4 separate regions of the Homo sapiens genome follow, and all the other regions are linked to region 1. The links are chromatin loops, found by intact Hi-C in ENCODE. Cell type or tissue: heart left ventricle. All regions are shown on one strand. Each heading gives the region's core, and the rest is flanking DNA. Links, peaks and the distances in the headings are about the cores only.

What was found. Hi-C counts contacts between places; a loop is a spot of excess contacts. Peaks named below come from ENCODE experiments on the same cell type or tissue, not always from the same donor. Only the 100,000 strongest peaks of a DNase experiment are listed, where the experiment ranks them.
Region 2: a loop joins it to region 1, with 7 times the contacts of the local background. A loop is called at or near these places in 99 of 110 quality-filtered maps.
Region 3: a loop joins it to region 1, with 6 times the contacts of the local background. A loop is called at or near these places in 45 of 110 quality-filtered maps.
Region 4: it touches region 1 in a loop (8-fold over the local background); 100 of 110 quality-filtered maps call a loop at or near these places.

Annotation. Positions count from the first base shown.
Region 1 is chr19:41,446,512-41,451,444 of GRCh38, reverse strand. LOC107985329 (a long non-coding RNA gene) reads left to right here and starts at 1,853. Exons shown (of 2, transcript XR_001753941.2): 1 at 1,853-1,936; 2 at 2,356-2,510. RefSeq lists an enhancer at 2,177-2,236. In heart left ventricle, for the core only: CTCF peaks have their summits at 1,926 (motif pointing left) and 3,318; a DNase peak (open chromatin) is centred at 1,884; H3K4me3 peaks cover 1,724 bases; H3K27ac peaks cover 781 bases.
Region 2 is chr19:41,561,440-41,566,372 of GRCh38, reverse strand. It overlaps a transcript of CEACAM21 not described here and the pseudogene LOC110467527. Among named protein-coding and RNA genes, the nearest start is that of CEACAM21, 12 kb to the left of the region's middle. RefSeq lists an enhancer at 2,660-2,954. In heart left ventricle, for the core only: a CTCF peak has its summit at 2,784; DNase peaks (open chromatin) are centred at 1,262, 1,752 and 2,852; H3K4me3 peaks cover 1,077 bases; H3K27me3 peaks cover 3,182 bases.
Region 3 is chr19:41,535,428-41,540,360 of GRCh38, reverse strand. LINC01480 (long intergenic non-protein coding RNA 1480) reads right to left here and starts at 4,863. Exons shown (of 3, transcript NR_110724.1): 1 at 4,760-4,863; 2 at 4,578-4,647; 3 at 3,457-3,760. In heart left ventricle, for the core only: a CTCF peak has its summit at 2,358 (motif pointing right); no DNase peak of the experiment used is centred there.
Region 4 is chr19:41,568,624-41,573,556 of GRCh38, reverse strand. It overlaps a transcript of CEACAM21 not described here. Among named protein-coding and RNA genes, the nearest start is that of CEACAM21, 5.1 kb to the left of the region's middle. RefSeq lists a silencer at 3,431-3,725. In heart left ventricle, for the core only: CTCF peaks have their summits at 2,538 and 2,744 (motif pointing right); a DNase peak (open chromatin) is centred at 2,736; H3K27me3 peaks cover 2,153 bases.

The DNA.
Region 1 (4,933 bases), core at 337-4,336:
GCTGGGGATGAGGCCTCTATGTATAAGATGATTCTTCACTCACAGGTCTGAAACTATGGTGGGGACAGCCAGAAGGCTCGGCTCAGCTGGGACAGTCACCTGAGCCCTACACATGACCTCTCCAACATGGTGATCCTGAAGCAGTTGGGTTTCTTACACAGCATCACACTTTTCTTTTTTTTTTTTTTTTTTGAGATGAAATATTGCTCTATCACCCAGGCTGGAGTGCAGTGGCACGATCTCAGCTCACTGCAGCCTCCGCCTACCAGGTTCAAGCGATTCTCCTGCTCCAGCCTCCCAAGTTGCTGGGATTGCAGGCGCCTGCCACCAAGCCCAGCTAATTTTTGTATTTTTAGTAGAGACGGGGTTTCACCTTGTTGGCCAGGCTAGTCTTGACCTCTTGACCTCAGGCGATCCGCCTGCCTCGGCCTCCCAAAGTGCTGGGATTACAGGCATGAGCCACCGCGCCCGGCCAAAGCTCACACTTCTTATGATTCAGCCTTAGATGTCACATCAGTTCATTTTCCCCACACTTATTAGTGTTAGAAGTCACAAGCCCACCCATACTCAGGGGACTGGCACACAGACCCCACTCTCAATGGAAGGGGTGGGACACCACCATTCCTGCTGATGGGCATTTGGGTAACTTCCTGTTTGAAGCTATTAAGATTGGGCTGCTGTGGCCGGGCGCAGTGGCTCACGCCTCTAATCCCAGCACTTTGGGAGGCCGAGGCGGGCGGATCACGAAGTCAGGAGATCGAGACCATCCTGGCTAACACGGTGAAACCCCGTCTTTACTAAAAATACCAAAAAAAAAAAAAATTAGCTGGGCATGGTAGCGGGCGCCTGTAGTCCCAGCTACTCGGGAGGCTGAGGCAGGAGAACGGCGTGAACCCGGGAGGCGGAGCTTGCAGTGAGCCGAGATTGTGCCACTGCACTCCAGCCTAGGCGACAGAGCAAGACTCCGTCTCCAAAAAAAAAAAAAAAGATTGGGCTGCTGTGACTATTCTAGTAGGTGTCTTTGGTGAGCGCCTACACGTGTTTCTCTTTTTCTCTTTAGTATATGCCCAGGAGGGGAACTGCTGGCTCCCAGATACCGTATGTTCAGGGTCACACACACTTCCACAGGGTTTTCCAAAGCCCTTGTACCAGCACGCACTCCCAGCACCTGTGTGACTGCTCCAGCTGTCCCACAGTCTCATCAGTTCTATTGCTGATATTTTCATTTTAGCTTAAGTTATATTTAATAGGAAAATTACCGTTGCCTCTGCCCCCCGTTCCTGCCTGTAGGAGTTTCTCGTAGCTGTTGCTACAGGTGGCCACAAATCTGTCACTTAAACCCACACAAATTGATGTCCTTATGGCTTTGGAGTCAGAAGTGTCAACTGAAGGTACTAGCAGGGCTGTACTGACCTGGTGGCCTCAGGGAGCATCTGTGCTGCTTCTCCACCTTCTAGAGGCTGCTGCATCCCTCGCTCCAGCCCCTTCCTGACACCACTCACCCTCCTACTTCTGTTATCACATCCTCACCTTCTCTGTGTTCAGGGCTCCCTCTGTCTCTCTCTTGCAAGCACACTTGGGATTCCATTGAGGGCCACCCACATAACCCAGGAGAATTTCTCCACCTCAATATCCTTAACAACTGCAGAGCCCTTTTGCCATAAAAGTTACCATTCACGGGTTCCAGGGATTGTGACATGGGTAGCTTTAGGAGTGATTATTCCTGCCTGTCTCCCGCTCACCAGAACTTGGACTTTCTCTCTCAACAGGAGCCCCCTGTGTGGGAATAGCCTGTCTCAACGACGCCCTCTATAAGGACCTGCTTCCTCAAAGGACCTCATAGTCGGGTCCTGCCCCTCAGTGTCCAGTCTGCCTTGGCTGGAGGGGCTGCAGGGGTGTGTTGGCGCCACCTGGTGGAGACAGGGCATCACAGCAGGTGGGAGCCCAGTAGAAGCACAACCAAAACATGGGTAATGTTTAAAATTTTCTGGCTAAGCGCTGTGGCTCACGCCTGTAATTCCAGCACTTTGGGAGGCCGAGGTGGGTGGATCACATGAGGACGGGAGTTTGAGACCAGCCTGGCCAACATGGTGAAACATCCCCTCTACTAAAAAATACAGAAAAATTAGCTGGACATGTGGCGCGCTCCTGTAATCCCAGCTACTCGAGAGGCTGAGACACGAGAATCGCTTCAACCCCGGAGGGGTTGCCGAGATCGCGCCACTGCACTCCAGGCTGGGCGATAGAGCGAGACTCTGTCTCAAAAAAAAAAAAAGAAGAGGGGAGGCGAGGGGAGGGGAGGGGAAAAGGGGGAATTTGTTTGGAGCTGAGACATCCATCTTCTCCTGACCTCAGATATTTGCACTCCTGGTTATGAAGCCTTCACACTTGGACTGAATACACCACCAGCTTTCCCGATTTCCAGCGTGCAAATGGCAGATCGTGAGACTTCTCAGCTTCCATAATTACATGAGCCAATTTATATATATAAATTGGGTCCTCCAGAAAAACAGAATAAATTATATATATAATTATACGCATAACTTAATTAAATTATACGTATAACTTAGCTATATATATAATTTATTCTGTTTTTCTGAAGAACCCTACTGACACAAATGTTGAGCATCTTTTCATGTGCTTATTGGCTTAATAACTTGTACATCTTCTTTGGGGAAATGTCTATTCAAGTTCTTTGCCCATTTTGTAACTGAACTATTAATATTTGTCTTTACATTGTTGAGTTGTAAAAGTTCCTTATATATTCTAGATACTAGAGCCTTATCAGATATATTTCTGCAACTATTTTCTCCTAATATATAGGTTGTGTTTTTATTTTCTTTTTCTTTTTTTTTTTATTGAGACAGTCTCACTCTGTCACCCAGGCTGGAGTGCAGTGGCATGATCTTGGCTCACTGCAGACTCGACCTGCCAGGCTCAAGCAATTCTCCCACTTCAGCCTCCTGAGTAGCTGAGGTTATAGGCACTTGCCATCGCACCCAGCTAATTTTTGTATTTTTTAGTAGAGCCGAGGTTTCGCCATGTTGCCTAGGTTGGTCTTGAACTCCCTGCCTCAAAGCGATCTGTCAGCCTCAGTCTCCCTAAGTGCTGGAAGTACAGGTGTGAGCCACAGTGCCCGGCCATCTATTTTCAATAGTGTTTTTTGATGTACACAGGTTTGGAATTTTGATAATGTTCAATTCATCCATTTTTTTTTTTTTTTTTTTGGTTCTTTCTACTGGACCACCACTCTTGAGCCCTCTAATCCAACCTCCACGCGGCAGCCAGAGGGAGCTCTCTAAATGTAATTACTCTTTCCCTGCTCCACCTGCTCAAAACAGTGTCACATTTGTGATTTAAAACAGTATTTCTCAAACCTAATTTGCAAACAAAGCAGGTGGAACTCTTCTTGTATGCACAGCATCTGATTTGGTTGGTCTGGCATGGGTCTGGGAGTGAGCACACCTACCAAGCGGCTGCTGGGGTAACTTGCGTTTTCCACTGATGATTTCAGCAATGTTTCCGGTCCCACATGCTCCTCCAGAACCTTGTACTCCCCCATGAAAAGGTGGAGTCCATTTCCCCTTCCTTTATTTATTTTTTTGAGACGAAGTTTCACTCTTGTTGCCCAGGCTGGAGCGCAATGGCGTGATCTCAGCTCACCGCAACCTCCGCCTCCTGGGTTCAAGCAATGCTTCTACCTCAGCCTCCCGAGTAGCTGGGATTACAGGTATGTGCCACCACGCCCAGCTAATTTTGTATTTTTAGTAGAGACGGGGTTTCTCCATGTCGGCCAGGCTGGTCTCAAACTCCCGACCTCAGGTGATCCGCCCGCCTCAGCCTCCCAAAGTGCTGGGATTACAGGCGGGAGCCACCGCGCCCGGCTATTTCCCCTTCCTTTGAACCTGATCAGGACTTGACGATGGCATCAACATGGTGAGAGTGACCCTGCATGGCTTATGAGGCTGGGTTACACAAGGCGATGTTGCTTCTGACTGGCTCCCTCTCAGGATACATGCCCTTGGAACCCATCCTCTAAGCTCCTTGGGAGCCCAACTTAGCCCATGTGGAGACAAGACAGGGAGAGAAACAGAGGCACCCCCAGCCCTCAGCCAGCATCAACCGCCAGACAGGAGAGCAAATGCGCCAACAATGATTCCAGCTGAAGCCTCAGACAGCGTGGAGCAGAGATGAGGGATCCCTGCAGATTGCAGATGCGTGAGCAAAATGCATGCTGTCACTGTTTTGAAACAACAATGTCTGGGGGCTGTTTGTTATGCAGCAATAGACAGCTGTAACAATGCTGTTACTGCTGTATTCCATGAATGACTGCACTTTGAGTAGCAGGGGGCTAGATCACTAGATAAGCCCCATGGCTTCTGTGTATGCTATTTTTCTACTTTTATATCCTTTTCATTCACTTTTTTTTTTTTTTTTTTTGAGACAGAGTCTCACTCTGTTGCCCAGGTGGGAGTGCAGTGGTGCAATCTTGGCGGACTGCAACCTCCACTTCCCGGGTTCAAGCAATTATTGTGCCTCAGCCTCCTGAGTAGCTGCGACTATAGATGCACCCCCATGCCTGGCTAGTTTCCGTATTTTTAGTAGAGACGGGGTTTTGCCATGTTGGCCAGGCTGATCTCAGACTCCTGACCTCAGGTGATCCACCCACCTTGGCCTCCCAAAGTGCTGGGATTACAGGCGTGAACCACTGCACCCAGCCTCATTCACTTTCTTTACTTGGCTCATTTTTCCTTGTTGCCTCAATTCTCCTCTAAGATCACTTTCCTGACATTTCAGCCTGGGCCTGTTGCCTTCTCTGGGTCCCCTCCGCCTCCTGTGCCTCCCCCATCTCAGCCTTGATCCCTCAGATTATACTTCCTCTGTCCCCACCCTGACCATCTTGGCTGTCCCTGGATAGGGATGGGTATCTTCT
Region 2 (4,933 bases), core at 579-4,578, 110 kb before region 1:
AAAATTGATGAAATCCAACCTTGATTTATTTTTAAAAATTGCCTTTCCTATAGAATTATAGGTAAAGGAAACACATGCATCCTCACAGAGCTACTTCAAGGCTAAGTTACTTCCCATAAGTAACGTATTCTGTAATGTGTGCTTGGCACATATTCAATACTAAACAAATATTTGCAAATCCTCAAACCACTTCTCGCTCAAATAACCCACCTTTGTCTTTTGCCTTTATGTTAGGGTTGATTTTCTCAATTGTATCTTGGAGATCCTTTGGTGGGTCTTTCAGCAATTACCCTGAATTTGCTTTTCTGTTTACAATTTTAATTCCTGGGAACTCTTTCTTGTTCTCTGACTGCACCCTTTTCATGAGAGTTCAGCCATCAATCCTCCAGAACCCCACCCCCCCCGCCCCCCCAAAAAGCAATAAAGATGTCTAAAAGCTTCTTTCTGGGCTTTCGAATGATGTTTACCCCAGGCATTTGTTCTATTCGTTCATCACCCATTTTCCCTACAACTTGCCTACACTTGATATCAGATTTTTATTTATTAGTCACCTATCTTCTTCATTGGCCCATTTTCCTATTTTGCCACTGGTTGTTCTCAAATGTGTTATGATTCCTGGTTGTACAGTCAAGTGGTTGATAATCTTGGATATACGATAAAGATTTGCTCTGTAGCTGTGTGTAAGCCTATATAAAAGCTTTTGTATTTTTCTTCTTAAAAAAGACAAAAGATGGTTGGGAAGATCCCTCCAGTTCACCAGTTCGAGGCTGCAGTGAGCTATGATAGCGCCGCTGCTCTAGCCTGTCTGTGAAAAACAAGGGGGGCGGGGGGCGGGGGGGAAGACTGGAGATGTAAATCTCCCGCAGGGCCCTACCCGTATCCGCAACAGGTCTCTAACAGGAACAGCCTCAGGCCTGTGTTGGAACAAGGTAGGTTACAGAAATCTGGAAGCCAGATCTGTAACTTCAGGGTAAGGACTGGCTCTCAGGGCTGATCCCCCGGGCTGGGTGTCCCAGAGGCACCCGCCCCCGCCCCTTCCCCAAGGCAGGCCAGGACACCTTCACTCCTCTCCTTAGGCTCCCCACCCCCTTCTCCTCCCCACTGTGCCTCCTGGAGTAGCGGTGGCGGTGCCACAGGGGAGCGGGGCGGGGCGGGCTCTGAGGGCAAGGGGGATGGGCCCCGCCGGGGTCACTGGCGGCCACCCTGGAAACTCGACGCAGGCCGGCCCTTCTAGTGAATCGTCCCAGCCACAGCTGGCCTCCCAGCCGCGCTTGGGGCGCCTCGGGGCGCGAATGGTGCAGGTTGGGGAGACTCACCACGCACCGTCGGGGGTCGGTCCGGTTATTCCTCACCGCTCGGCTCCAGTGGGCGCGCGGGCCTCTCCTCCTCAGTTCCTGCGCTGCAGTCCCTCCCTCACCCTTCGCAGCTTGGGAATCCGACTGTGTCATTCCGACGGAGCGCCGTGAGGACCTCCGAGGGTGTTAGCGCCAAGTGATCTCTGTCCAGCGCTCTGAATATCCAAGTAAAGGAGTTCAATGAAGGGCGGGTCAACGGAGGAGAAACCGTGACTCTCTCAAGGGAGCCCAAGGCCTCCTTGTCTAATTAGTGACGCGCCAATGGATGGAGGCTCTTCCCACCATCTCTTCCCAGCATCCAGTGACACCACCGCCAAGGGACGGGCTCGGCGGAACCTGCAGGAAAGAAGCATCGGCTGAGCCTGACTGCAGCGCTGTGAAGAGACAGGGGAGGGGATCAGTAGTTGGTCCCGCGCCCACCCCCTGTTTCCGCGAGGGGCGGAGTTGACTGGCCATGCAGGCAGAGGGCGAAATGTGAAATTCCACTACTCCTACCGTTTTTCCCTGACCCGATGGGGCGGAGTGTCGTCAGGCTAAGTTCCCTGGCGGTAAGGTGGGGAGATTGAGGCGCACACCTGCCGAACGGTAACGCAGGATTAGCTAAGGCGAGCTCAGGACAGAAGCCTCCCGAGGAGCAGGAGGGCAAAATAATAAATAAATAAATAAATAAATAAATAAATAAATAATAAATAACTCACTCCTTGGTCTTTATTTGCGGCAGGAATTCAGAAGGTGAAAGCGGGGCCTTAGGATCTTTCTGACCTTTTGGGTTTTAAGCAGGAGGTGTCAGAAATGTTACCACAGGGCTAGCTGGCTTGTGGCCAGCAAGCGTTCACAATGCCCTCGATTTTTCATCCCTGTCTGTGGGTTCTTTTTTTCATTGTAAGGCAGAATTTCTACGATTGCTCACCCACTCAGAGAACCTGAGCTGGTTTAGACCAGGTGAGACAGGCTAGGTTTACCCTGGTGATGATGTGTTGTTGCCATGGCGATCCTGCCCAGTACCAGAGGCCCTGCAGATTCAGATACTTGGTGCCTGTGCTTGGCTGAGGGGCCAATGGGTGAAGCTGCCATCTGCGGGATGATGACTGAAGCCTCTAAGTCAGAATCCGCCCAGGCTGAGCCTTAGGGCAGCTCCATGGAGCCTCGGCTGGCCTGGGATAGAGAGTCCACCACTGTGCCAGCCCCCAGCCACTGCCTAGGTCCTGTGCTGAGAGCCCCTTGTCCAGGGAAATGGCGTCCAGTGGAAAAGGGACCACCCCCTTGCCCTTCACTCAAGGCAGGTTGGTGACAACCCTGAAGCTAATCCGTTCCTAGAGGAGCTGCTTCTGGGTCCGAGTTTTCTCTGCAGCAGAGCAGCTCCCTGGATGGGATCTGTTCAAAGTCCGCCTTTCACGCGGAATTTTCCGTCCTTGCAATTTTCCACCTCCACCACTAGGGGATCCTCTCTGACCGCCTCATGCCGGCTCTGGCCTCTGAGCAGGGGTCTCTCTTCTGCATGTGCGACCTTGCGCATGCCTAGTGGCCTTTTGGGACCTAGAGCTGCTCCACACCCCGATGGGGTTACAGAGTGCCTCGCCTCCACTCCACCCCACCAGGGTTCCTTCCCTGGCTGGGATGGGATTTCAGAAGCGCCGAGGAACAGCCCAGACAGGTGTGGGAGAGTAGCCAAGGCCCCTGTCCCGGGGTGGCCAGGACAGCGGTGGCCTCGCATAGGACCTGGCTGGGCTGCTGCAATCAGTGTCCTGCCCCTTGGAGAGCAACAGTGAAAACAACAAGACTATCTTCACCCACCTTAAGAAAGAACAGAACCAGTATCCCCAACTCTGCTGTGTATCCCAACCCAATTCCATTCCCCACCCCACTCTCAGTAGCCAATATGCAAAATATTAGAATACTCTTACTGTTATTATTTTCAACCACACTCTGCATCCTGAAAAACCATATATTTCGTTATGTGCTTTTAAACTTCTTGAAAATGAAATACTGAGGCTGGGCGCAGTGGCTGACACCTGTAATCCCAGCACTTCGGGAGGCGGAGGCAGGCGGATCACGAGGTCAGGAGATCGAGACCATCCTGGCTAACACAGTGAAACCCCATCTCTACTAAAAATACAAAAAATTAGCCGGGCGTGGTGGCGGGCGCCTGTAGTCCCAGCTACTTGGGAGGCTGAGGCAGGAGAACGGCGTGAACCCGGGAGGTGGAGCTTGCACTGCGCCGAGATCGCGCCACTGCACTCCAGCCTGGGCGACAGCGCCAGACTCTGTCTCCAAAAAAAAAAAGAAAAAAGAAATACTGAATTTTCAAATACTTGCTTTTTTTTTCGGTCAAAATTATGTTCTCAAATTTCACTCCTGTAGATGTGCGTGGCTGGCTGTAGTTTTTGCATTTTTATTATTAGGTATTCTCCTGTTGCATTAATATGCCACATTTTATTTCTCTCATGTTTTTGGTGACCACTTGGGGTGTTTTTTGGTTTTGTATTTTTGCTGTATACATGCTGCCATGGTGGACATACCTCTTTATACATATTTCCTGTTGTATGCAGACACAATTTTAGGATGTGACATCTTCAGCTTTTCTATTGTGTCGTGTGTCTTTTCCTTCGTGCTTTGTGTTATTTACATATTCTGGACACAGATTCTTTGTCAACTGTATGTGCTGCACATCTCTTTCCCAGTTTGTGTCTTCTTCTTCTTTTTTTTTTCTTAAAAAAAACTTTCTTTATAGTGTTTTTTCTTTCTTTCTTTCTTTGTTTTGTTTTGTTTTTTTGAGATGGAGTCTTGCTCTGTCACCTAGGCTGAAGTGCACTGGCCGATCTCGGCTCACTGCAACCTCCGTCTCCTGGGTTCAAGTGATTCTCCTGCCTCAGCTTCCCAAGTAGCTGGGATTACAGGTGCCTGTCACCACACCCAGCTAATTTTTGTATTTTTAGTACAGATGGGGTTTCACCATGTTTGTCAGGCTGGTCTCGAACTCCTGACCTCAGGTGATCCACCCTCTTTGGCCTCCCAAAGTGTTGGGATTACAGGCGTGAGCCACAGCACCTGGCCTGTGTTCTTTCTTAAGTAGATGTTACTTTTAATATAATAGAATGTATCATATTTTGCTTTTATATTAGTACTTTTTCTATCTAATTCAAACACATCCCCAAGGGTCTTTGTGTGTAGACTGACCAATTTCTCAAGAATCATGAATGAATACTGCTTCTCTTTCCCCAATTTATCTGTAATGCTACCTTTATTATAAAGTTTCTATGCATGTGTAGAAATAGTTCCTGATTTTTCACTCTGTGCCACCAGCATACCAATAGCACGCTGTCTTAAATATTAAATAGCAGAGCTTTATGAGACAACTTGATGTGCAGTAGGCAATTGCCCCCTTGTTACTCTTCTTCAGGGTTCTTTGTTGTACCACATGAATTTTAGAATTGGCTTGTCCAGCTAAAAGACAACTGCAAGGATTTTATTTGGAAGTTCATAATTCTATACATAATTTGGGGAAAGTATTTTCATAATACCAAGTCTTCCTATTAATGAACACAGACTCTCTCTCTCTCTCCCCCACCCCCACCTGT
Region 3 (4,933 bases), core at 535-4,534, 89 kb before region 1:
CAGAAGAATCAGGTCACACGTGGACGTGGAGAATGAGTGCAAGGTTTTATTGAGTGGAAGTAGCTCTCAGCAGATGGGGGAGCCAGAAAGGAGATTGGTTTCTCCCTGGATTGGGGCCGTTCAGCAGCCCTGGCTCTCCTCTGACTGCCCCAGGCAAAATCCACATCGTTCTATAAGTCGGTGCCCTGCTGGTGTGCTGGTGCCTGTTGTCATGTTCCTCTTCATGTCCAGCCGCCTGTGTGTTCCTCCGCTGATGTGCTCCTCTCGACGTCAAGCCTCCTGTGTGTCTGACTGCTAGGGTCTTGGGGTTTTTATAAGCACAGGATGGGTCTTAGCAGGCCAGGATGATCTTGGGAAAGACAACATTCGGTCAGGAAAACAAAAATGCCTGTTGTCATCTAGGTCCGTGGGGACAAGCCCAGGTGTGGAGCTTTTAGCCAGGGACCACAGCCTCCTGTATCCAACACTTCCCTTCACCTTTTCTATATCATTCAAAGGGATCATGCCCTTCCCATCCCAGCACTTCACTTTCATGTCATTTGCCCCCTCTGAAGAGGTACATCTAACTGCCATTAGAATATGGATGATGACCAGTCTTAGCTGCTTCCTGCTGAAAGGGGGCATTGTTTTGGGGGAAAACGGCAGTCAGATTCCTCCCAGGGGTCTCTATAATAAAAGATCGAGGTGGCTACTTTCAGGAGGTCCTCTAATGTACTATCTGGTCCCAAGTCCCATTTCTGCAACCTCCTCCTGATGTCAGGAGCTGCCTGAGTAATAATTTTATCCTTTAGGATTATCTGTCCCTCGATTGAATTAGGAGATAGAGAGGTGTGATTTACCAAGGCCTCTCTTAGCCTCTCCAGGAAGGCAGTGGGATTTTCATCAAATCCCTGGTTAATTATGGACAACTTAGTATAATTGAGAGGCTTGGTCTTAGACCTACGTAAGCCCTCTATTATGCACACCTGAAAGTGTCTCCTCTTCCAGTCTTCCATCTCATTATTGGGATCCCATTTAGGGTCCTTCACTGGTGCTACTTCTCTTCCAGTTGGATAATATTCGCTCCCTTCCCTGATGCTATAGGTGATGCAAAGCTCATCCCCAAATCTCTCTGCTGCTGGCAGAGCAGCCTGCTTCTCAGTGTCTATCAGGTTCTGACTCAAAAGTAACATAACGTCTCTCCAGGAGAGTTCAAATGTTAGGGTGAAATTCTGGAAAGCTTCTATATATCTATCAGGGTCATCTGAACACTTGCCCAGATCTCCCTTAATTTGCTTTAAGTCTTGTAGGGAAAAGAGGACTTGGACCTTACTGGGCCCAAATTCACTGGGCATCTGTAGGAGGGGCAAGAGTGAGACTGGGCTTGTTTGGGATGAAGATTTCTAGGAGGGGCCAGGTGAGAGGCTGAAGCTGGATACGGAGGTTGGGGTGGACCCAGAGGAGCAGGGCTTGAGGGAGCTGGCACGTCAGCTGGGGGTGCGTCTGGGACTCGTGTCTTTAATTCCCTGGGCTTGACCCTGGCAGCCTTCCCCGAGACAGCAAACAGGAGGGCTGGAACAATCCTACATGTCAGCAAAGGTCTGGATTGCTTTGCAAGGTATAGAAAGCCTGCACATTTGGGGCCTCAGACCATGTGTCCTCACATCCAGAGAAAAGTTCTAATTGCAGGATGGTATTGAAATGAATGGTCCCTTCCTGAAGCCAAGCCAGTCCTTCCTGTAAACCATAATTTGGCCAAACCTATGTGCGGAGGGCTATGAGATGCTTTTCCTCTGGATTCTGAGGGTCAAAACAGTCCCAATGGTTCAGGATACACTCAAGGGGAGTACAAGCTGGGGGTGGTGAGGAGAACTGGCTGCCCATTCTGAAAGACAGGGAATAGAGGTGTTCCTCATTTCCCTTCCTTCTTTTGGCAAAAAGCTCAGGGTGTGATGGGGAGGGAAAGCAAGCATCTTCACTTCACTTTCCACCTCTTACCCCTGCGCCCTGGCAACCTTGGCAGGTGCCGGCCACAGGTACAAATGCGGTATGTACCCATGAAGCAGGGAGAACCTGGAGATTAGGAATTAACTGCCCTCACCTATGTTTCCTTTTCTCCCTGCTGTTGAAAAACTTTGAGTTCCCTGGGCCTTTTTATCCCATGAGGCATGGCCTCCTTCTGTGGGATGGGGTTCAGTCAGCAGGAATTGGTCCTGTCCATTTACATTGTGCCTGTTGCCTGGCTTTGAATTCCTCAGACCTGCTTTCTCTTTCTAGGGCCTCAGCCTGAAGCTTGGAATTGAGTTTGGGACTGAAAAAGCATTTCAGAGGCTGTTTATATCCATTTAGTGCCTCAAATAAGCCCTGCTGAATTTGCAATTATCAGCCAGCAGGGGTCACTCCTCTGTTAACTTCCCTATTAGAAACAGAGCGGTGGGGATTCTCACTTAGAAAAGAAAAAAAGAGAAAAACAGTTAAAGAGGCAAAAAGTGGGGAATGCTGGGGGAAGAACCCCTTGCTTAGTGCAAGTGGGCCCCTCTAATCCTTATAACTTTCCCATCCTTCCCCCAGTTCAGACCAGGTTGAATTCCTTGGCCATGGAAGGAAAGGTTCCATTGATGCAGTGGGTGAGAAGCACTCTGTAGGGTCCTGGCTACCATCGGTTTTCTCACACCCCCCTCATCCCAGGCAGTGGAGGGAGACACTTCTGCGACATTGCTCCCCCTGCCCCTTCATGGCTATTGGGTGTGGCCTTTGCCTGCTGCAGGCATGCCTAGGTGCTGGAGCTGGGAGGGAAAAGGGTAAGGAGAGGTGCCCTGGAAGCCGCTCATGCCTGGGGCTGTCAAGGTGGAGGCATACATGGCACCTCTAGGAAAAATTGGTCTGATTTGCACCTTTGGCGGCTGAGCCAAATGCTCATTTTACTTAGTAACATTGCCTCAGCCTGTAGCAAAACTCTTAACATTATAAAGGAAGAGATAAGATCCATTTCAAATAATGTGTGAGAGAGAAAAGAGATGAAAGGAAAACAGAGTCTTTTACCTGCAGGAAAGGGAGAGAAGTGGCAGAGTTTTGGAAGAAAGGCAGGCCCAACAGTTTCCCATTCACTCACACTCACCTTCCGAGATCCCAGACGAGCCACCAGTTGAAATGGGAAAAGTTTCCTTGTCCCCCTCACAGGAGGTGGAGTGGGGGTGTGGCTTGCTTCTTTAGTACTCCGCTGCTCAAACCTCTAGGGAAGCATACAGACTGGCAAGTTGTGGGGCTACAACCCCATGGCAGCATCTAGGGGTAGATGTTTACAGCTGCTGAAGCCCCAGTGGACATGTGGTACCATGTGCTCTTTTAGTTTTGCCATCTATAGGTGGCTTTGTGGTAACCAGCTCAATTAGACCCATTCCTTAACCCAAAGACAGAGGGCTTTCTGTATCCCGCGGTTGTTACCTAGGTGTACCAGAAAAATCAAATCACACGTGGTCTTGGAGAATGAGTGCAAGGTTTTATTGAGTGGAAGTAGCTCTCAGCAGATGGGGGAGCCAAAAGGGAGAATAGTTTTCCCCTGAAGTCGGGTTATTCAGCGGCCCAGGCTCTCCTCTGGCTGCCCCAGCCAAACTCTATGTCAATCCATTGGTCGGTGGCCTGCCAGAGTGCTGGTGCCTGTTGGTGGATTCCTCTCAGCGTCGAGAGTTTTTCCCTCTCAGGAAAGGGAGAGAAGTGGCAGCCACCCATGTGTTCTTGCACTGATGTGCTCCTCTCGACGTCCAACCTCCTGTGTGTCTGCCTGCTAGGGTCCCAGGGTTTTTTTAGGCACAGGATAGGGCATGGTGGGCCAGGGTGATCTTGGGAAATGCAACATTTGGTCAGGAAAACAAAAATGCCTGTCCTCATCTAGGTCCAGGGGCACAAGCCCAGGTTTGGAGCCCTAGCCAGGGACCCCGGCCTCCTCTACCCATCACTTTCCTTCACCTTTTCTGTATCATTCAAAGGGACCATGCCCTTCCCTTCCCAGCACTTCTCTTCTGTATCAATAGGTGATGTTTTTAAAATTTCCCAACTCTAGTGCAGGCATGGTACTAGACATATACATAGAAATAAAACCACACTTATTCTTCTGGCTGGCAAGACATAGTATTTTTGCCAAATTATGTGTTGTTTTGAAGCATTTTATGTACCCCTGGTCATATAAAAATAAAGCTATTTTGTTCAGTACAAACAGCAGCATTTTCTGGATTAGAAAGTTAATCATCTTAAAAGATCATCACGGATTTTTCCATTGCACTCATCACTAATTGCTTTGGCAAAAAATTTCTTATCTCACGCATGACAAAATCAGCCGCAGTATCTCCTAGTAATTTAATGGTGATGATCTTTATAAAGGAAATAAGCACATCAAGGGAAAACATAATTTTTTTAAAAAAAAGAGTAATAAAACTTTTTAAAAGTCTTTTTTAAAAGACTGCTTTTCTAAAATAGTAAAATAAAACTCCACCAATAAAACCACCAACAAAACAGAAAAGAAAAAATAATGATATGATCGGAGCTATTTGATGAAAGATGGTAAATTAAATTTAAAATGATTAGAAGAGAAAAAGCAATACCTGTCTCCCGTAGGTCTCAGTCCAGGTTCTGCTATGCCTTTCTCCTGGTGAGCCACCTATTTAAGAGTCGCTTAAAGCATATGTTAATCCAACAACAGCAGATTAAAAACCAATGCAATCTGAACTATTTGATCTAAAAACATAAATAAAATTTAAAACAAATAAAAGAGAAAAAGCAGTACCTGTGTCCTGTAGGTCTCAGTCCAAGATCTGCTCTGACTCCCTTGTGGTGAGTTAGCCCTTTAGAAGTCACTTGGGGTGGGGCATATGTTAATTCCACTAACATTGGTTCTGGCCAATGAGTCAGGAAGGTGGTAAATGGCACCTTTTCTTCTTGCTGATTTCTTTCAGTTCCT
Region 4 (4,933 bases), core at 621-4,620, 120 kb before region 1:
TCATATCTGTTTATTTTCTTGTTTGTCCTCTGGGGTTTGGGTGTTGGGTGACCAGTCAGCTGGAGCTGGAGGAGGTGCTTAGCAAGGCAGTGACCCTGGTTGGGAGGAGCAGGGCTCAGCAGGGTGAAAGTAGCTGGGCCTTGAGTCAGGAGTGGCATCTGGAAGGCCTGACTGTAAGGGTCAGAAGGGCCAGCAGGTGGGTGTCCTAGGCACAAACGGTGGCTGCTGCTGTGGACTGGAGGAAGGTAAGAGGCCCCGAGTATTCCATGTTCTTACTGGCTCCCCAACTGAGGATTCCTCTCCTGGGCTGGTGCTGTCCTGCAGCAGGGAGGGGTTAGACAGGGACGGCTGCACATCAGGCCGGAGTCCATGTCATCCTCTTAGGCACTGTCACTACAGATTGAGGATTCTGTTCATAAGCCAAGCCTTTGCACAAGGAAGGGACCCGGGCTCTCAAGGAAGAGCAGCTCCTGGTCAGACCTCCATCTCCTTCTCTCTCATTGCCTGAGGCCTCAAGCTTGGTCTACCTGGCACAGGGGTCTGGATCCTCCTCCCAGGGTTGGGGTCTTACTGAGCTGGGCACCTGCAGGTGGGAGAAGATCTGGAGGGGCCCCATCTGCCTTCACCAGATTGATGTTGAGGGTCCCTGAGTCCTGCACCACTATCAGGTGCTGAGCAACTTCCAGTGTCAGTGACAACCACCCCATGGTGGAAGCAGAACCACCTCGTGAGAAAGCACCTCCAAGCCTCAGTGCTTGCCATGTGTGGGAATTTGCTGGTTTCAGTTGGGGGCATGTTGGTGGGTGGTCATGAATTCAGGGCCGGATTCTATGCTCACAGTGCACATGCTGGATGTGGTACAGACCCCAGGCAGGGCTCAGTGGGGTGGTTTTGGGTGTGCACAGGTATCTTTTCTGGAGGAGCTGGTGGTGATTTGGCTCCCAGAAGTTCCTGAGCTCTGCAGACTCACCAAGCACTCAATATTTGAGTGAACATTGGGCGAGAGAGCAGAAGGTAAGTGTCAGGGCATCGGGGTTGGTGCCTCTGGGAAGAGGAGGAACATTCTGGGAACAAAGCTCTCCCCCGGCTTACAGGGAGCTTCCCATCGCTCCTGCCTTGAGGATCAGGGAAACTAGGGCCTCTGCTCTTCCAGGGGCTGCTTGCAGGCAGTTTGCTCTGGGAGGGGGTGACCCAGGAGTTGCCTCTCATTTTGCATTTGAGATTTAAAAGGAGAAGGGACAGTATATCTTGCCAGGTCACAAAAATTACAGGCATCATATTGACTGAAGGGCACTCCTGTCATCATTGCAATATACCAGAATGGTCTTTTAAAAAAATAAGTGATTTAGGTTTACCAGCAACTGTAATGCTTGTTTTATTCTTCTAGTTCACCGTTAATGTCACTTTTGTAGTTTTAGCACTGGCAATGTTGATTTTATGTTGACTCTGATGATTTTAAGCTTTCATTTGTTCACATAGAGATCATCTTCTTTCTGAATATTAATGCATTTTTTCTCTATTTCTACTGGTTATTCCTGTACATAGAGTAGAGAATCACTTTTCCCAAGGAGGTGGAAAGCTTCTGACTACCAAAAAAAAAAAAAAGTGTCAAAATGCTTTAAAGTCAGTAACTTAAAGATCAAATCCAAGAGTGGGCAACAGATTCTGCCCAGGGTCTGAAAGGTGGAGAGGTGACTGGTGAGGATGTTTAAAAGACCTCTCCTCTCTACTCCCTAAATGGGGGCCATCCAGTGTTCTTGAGGTTCAGAGAAGGCCCAGGGCTGGGGCAGCAGGGCACTGTCAGCTCCCAGCTCCCAGGGGCCAGGAGTAAGACCCCAACACTGTCCAGACACTGATTGCATTCATTTTGGGGGAGAGTAGATTCTTATTTAAAGAATAATACAAAAGTCTACAAATTTGAACATAAACAGAAATTCCTTTGCTACAATTTTCCCCTTAATAAGACATTCCTTCCTAATGACATATGTGACTGCATTCATGGCTGAGATGTTTTCTAGGATGGTGAGAGCATCAGAGTGGACTATCTGGTGCCTTGGGGTCATGCATTTTCTTCTTTCAATGTCTACAGGATCCCCCATGTCCCACTTTGTAGTGTAACTCAGTGTGTGTCATTCTGGTTTTTGTTGTATAGATCCTTGGAAAGCCCATGTCATTCCTGCTGTGAGGTACAGGCAGCCAAATGGCATCATCTCTAAACATGCCTTCTCCTGGTACATCAAATTATGGAATAAATGAAAGCCATTTTGACAGATATTGAAGATATAAGTTTCTACTCTTCCCACACATGCGATTCTTCTCCCAAGTGAAGGATTTTACTGGTGAATTGTTATTAGAGATTAGTGTGGATCAGTGACTCTGCCAGGGGAAATTTTGCCCTCTAGGGGACATTTGGCAAAGTCTGGAAACATTGTTGGTTGTCAGAGCTGGGGGAGGGAGTCCTGCTGGCATTGAGTGGGTGGATGGTGCTGAACACCCTGCAGTTCACAGAGCCCCACCAGTTTGACCACCCAAATGTCAATGCTGAGGAGTGGAGAGCCCTGCTGTGCCCTCCCGCAGCTTCCCTGAAGCTTCCCCTCACCTGCTCCTCCCATGTCTCCCCACCACTTCCCCACTTCACCCGCCTCCTTACACCTCAGTCCCCTCCACCTGAACTCACCCCTTAGTCCAAGGCCAGCCCTGATCTCCGCTCTCCTGGTCTCCTTGCTCCTTAGCAGGAGGCGCCCACTAGATGGCGCCCTTGCCCTTACTGGAGCTCACCGTCTCCCTTTCCACCCTGAGACAAATGTGGCTGCTTTTACTGCCACAACCCCAGCCCTCCACGCTCTAGATTTGCTCAGGGAGCAGCTCCTGGACAGACCTCAGGGACCCCAGGGAGGAGCCTCACTCTGGAGATTTTGATGGCATGGTCTTTGAACTTCACTGTTACCCCCAGTCAGGATCCAGGATGTTGGGAGTGCATGATTCTGCCCGGTCCCACTTCAGCAGGACCCCACTGCTGAGTTGTCTGTGGGGACCCGGGCCTCTCATCTCCTTCTTGCATTGCAGGAGAGGGATCTTAGCACTGCTTTCACATAAAGTCAGATAATGGAGGAGTGCAGGTGAGTTTGGGAAGGTGGACATGAAGAGAGGTTGTGTCCCTAGAGGTGGCAGCAGTGAGAGGATGGGCAGGTGGGAGGAACACAGCCCATCCAGGGTTGCCAGCCATATTAGGAGCGACAGCCTTTCCTCTAAGCCTCCAGCCTTTTTCCTGAAACATTCCAGAACTTTCCACTTCAGCACTTCCCACTGAGGCTCCTCAGGTCTGTCCCTGAGCTCCCAGCTGAGCCTACCTACCCATCTGAAATCCTGAGTCCTGTGTCACCCTCGTTCCCCATTATTCTGTGCAGTTCTGTGGGACGCCCAGCTCTCCTGACACCCCCAGTCTTCAGAATGGCCATCAGCGCTGTCGCTGTGGCACCAGGGTGACTGCCGCCTGGAGGCTGAGTCCTGGCTTCCTGACAGCTGTGGGGCCCGCTCTAGGCTCCCTTGTCCTGATCATTCATCACCTCCAGGATGCACAGCAGCTGGGCCAGGGGGAGGAGCAGGGACAGGTGTCAGCCACCCTGTGTGTCTGCAAGTCAGGCTGGGGGTGTGGGAGGACGCCAGGAATGACTGAACTTTCTGATTTAGAGGGTGAGAGCTTGCACTGATGGAATTTGGGATTTAATAGGAAAAGCATAGCGTTTTCCTATTTTGTAGGCGGGGTGGCTGGAGTTTGGAATCATAGATTCCCCTGGGATGTCACTGTGGACCTCAGTCCCACCCGTTAGGGGCACAGATTTCAGAATCCACACCCTGGGGCAAAGCAGGCATGGGAGGCTCCATCAGCCTGGCCAGGGCTCTCTATTTGTGCAGCTGCTGCAAGGAGATGTGCACTCTGATGGGAACAGTGCTCCCTCCTCCTTGGGGGGCAGTATCTAGCTCCCTGCAGCCCCTCTCCCTGCAGGCCCTGCCCTCTCTGAACCTCACCTTCCCCAACCCGCCCCCCGCAATCCCATCTCAGCTGTAATCCCAACACTTTCTCATCCATTATGGGTGGACTGCTTGAGCCCAGGGGTTCAAGACTATGCTGGCTGGACAATATAGCGAGTTGTTGTCTCTACAAAAAGACAAAAATTAGCTGTGCATGGTGGCATACACCTGTAGTCCCAGTCACTCAGGAGGCTGAGGTGGGAGGATTGCTTGAGCTGGGGAGGCTGAGTTGGCAGTGAGTTGAGATTGTGCCACTGTATACTTCAGTGTAGGTAACAGAGCGAGACCCTGTCTCAAAAAATAAAAGTAAAAAAAAAAAAAGAAATATGGAATACATTATTGTTAACTCTAATCAACCATGCTATGCAATAGTCCACCAGTAATACCAGTAATAGCCAATAATGAATTATCTGAAAAAGAATACAATTTATTCTTAGCTATCTACTGCTAAAATTTTTAAGCTATCTTTTATGATAGCTGAAACAAAAGAAGTAAATTTAACCAAGGAAGTAAAAGACCTTTATAATGAAAACTGTAAAACATTGATGAAATAAATTGAAAAAGACACACGCACAAATAGAAGATATTCCATGTTCATGAATTGGAAGAACTGATATTGCTAAAATGTCCTTACCACCCAAAGTGGTCTACAGATTCAATGCAATTTCTGTCAAAACACCAATGATATTCTTCGAAGAAGTAGAAGATCCTAAAATTAGAAACCACAAAAATTCCTAAAACCTGCACAAAACACCCTGAGTTGCCAAAGCAATCTTAAACAAATAGAACAAAGCTAGTGGCATTACACTTCCTGACAATCAAAGCATACTGCAAAGCTATAGTAACCAAATCAGCATGGTCCTGGCATAAAAACAAGCACATAGATCAATGAAACAGAATA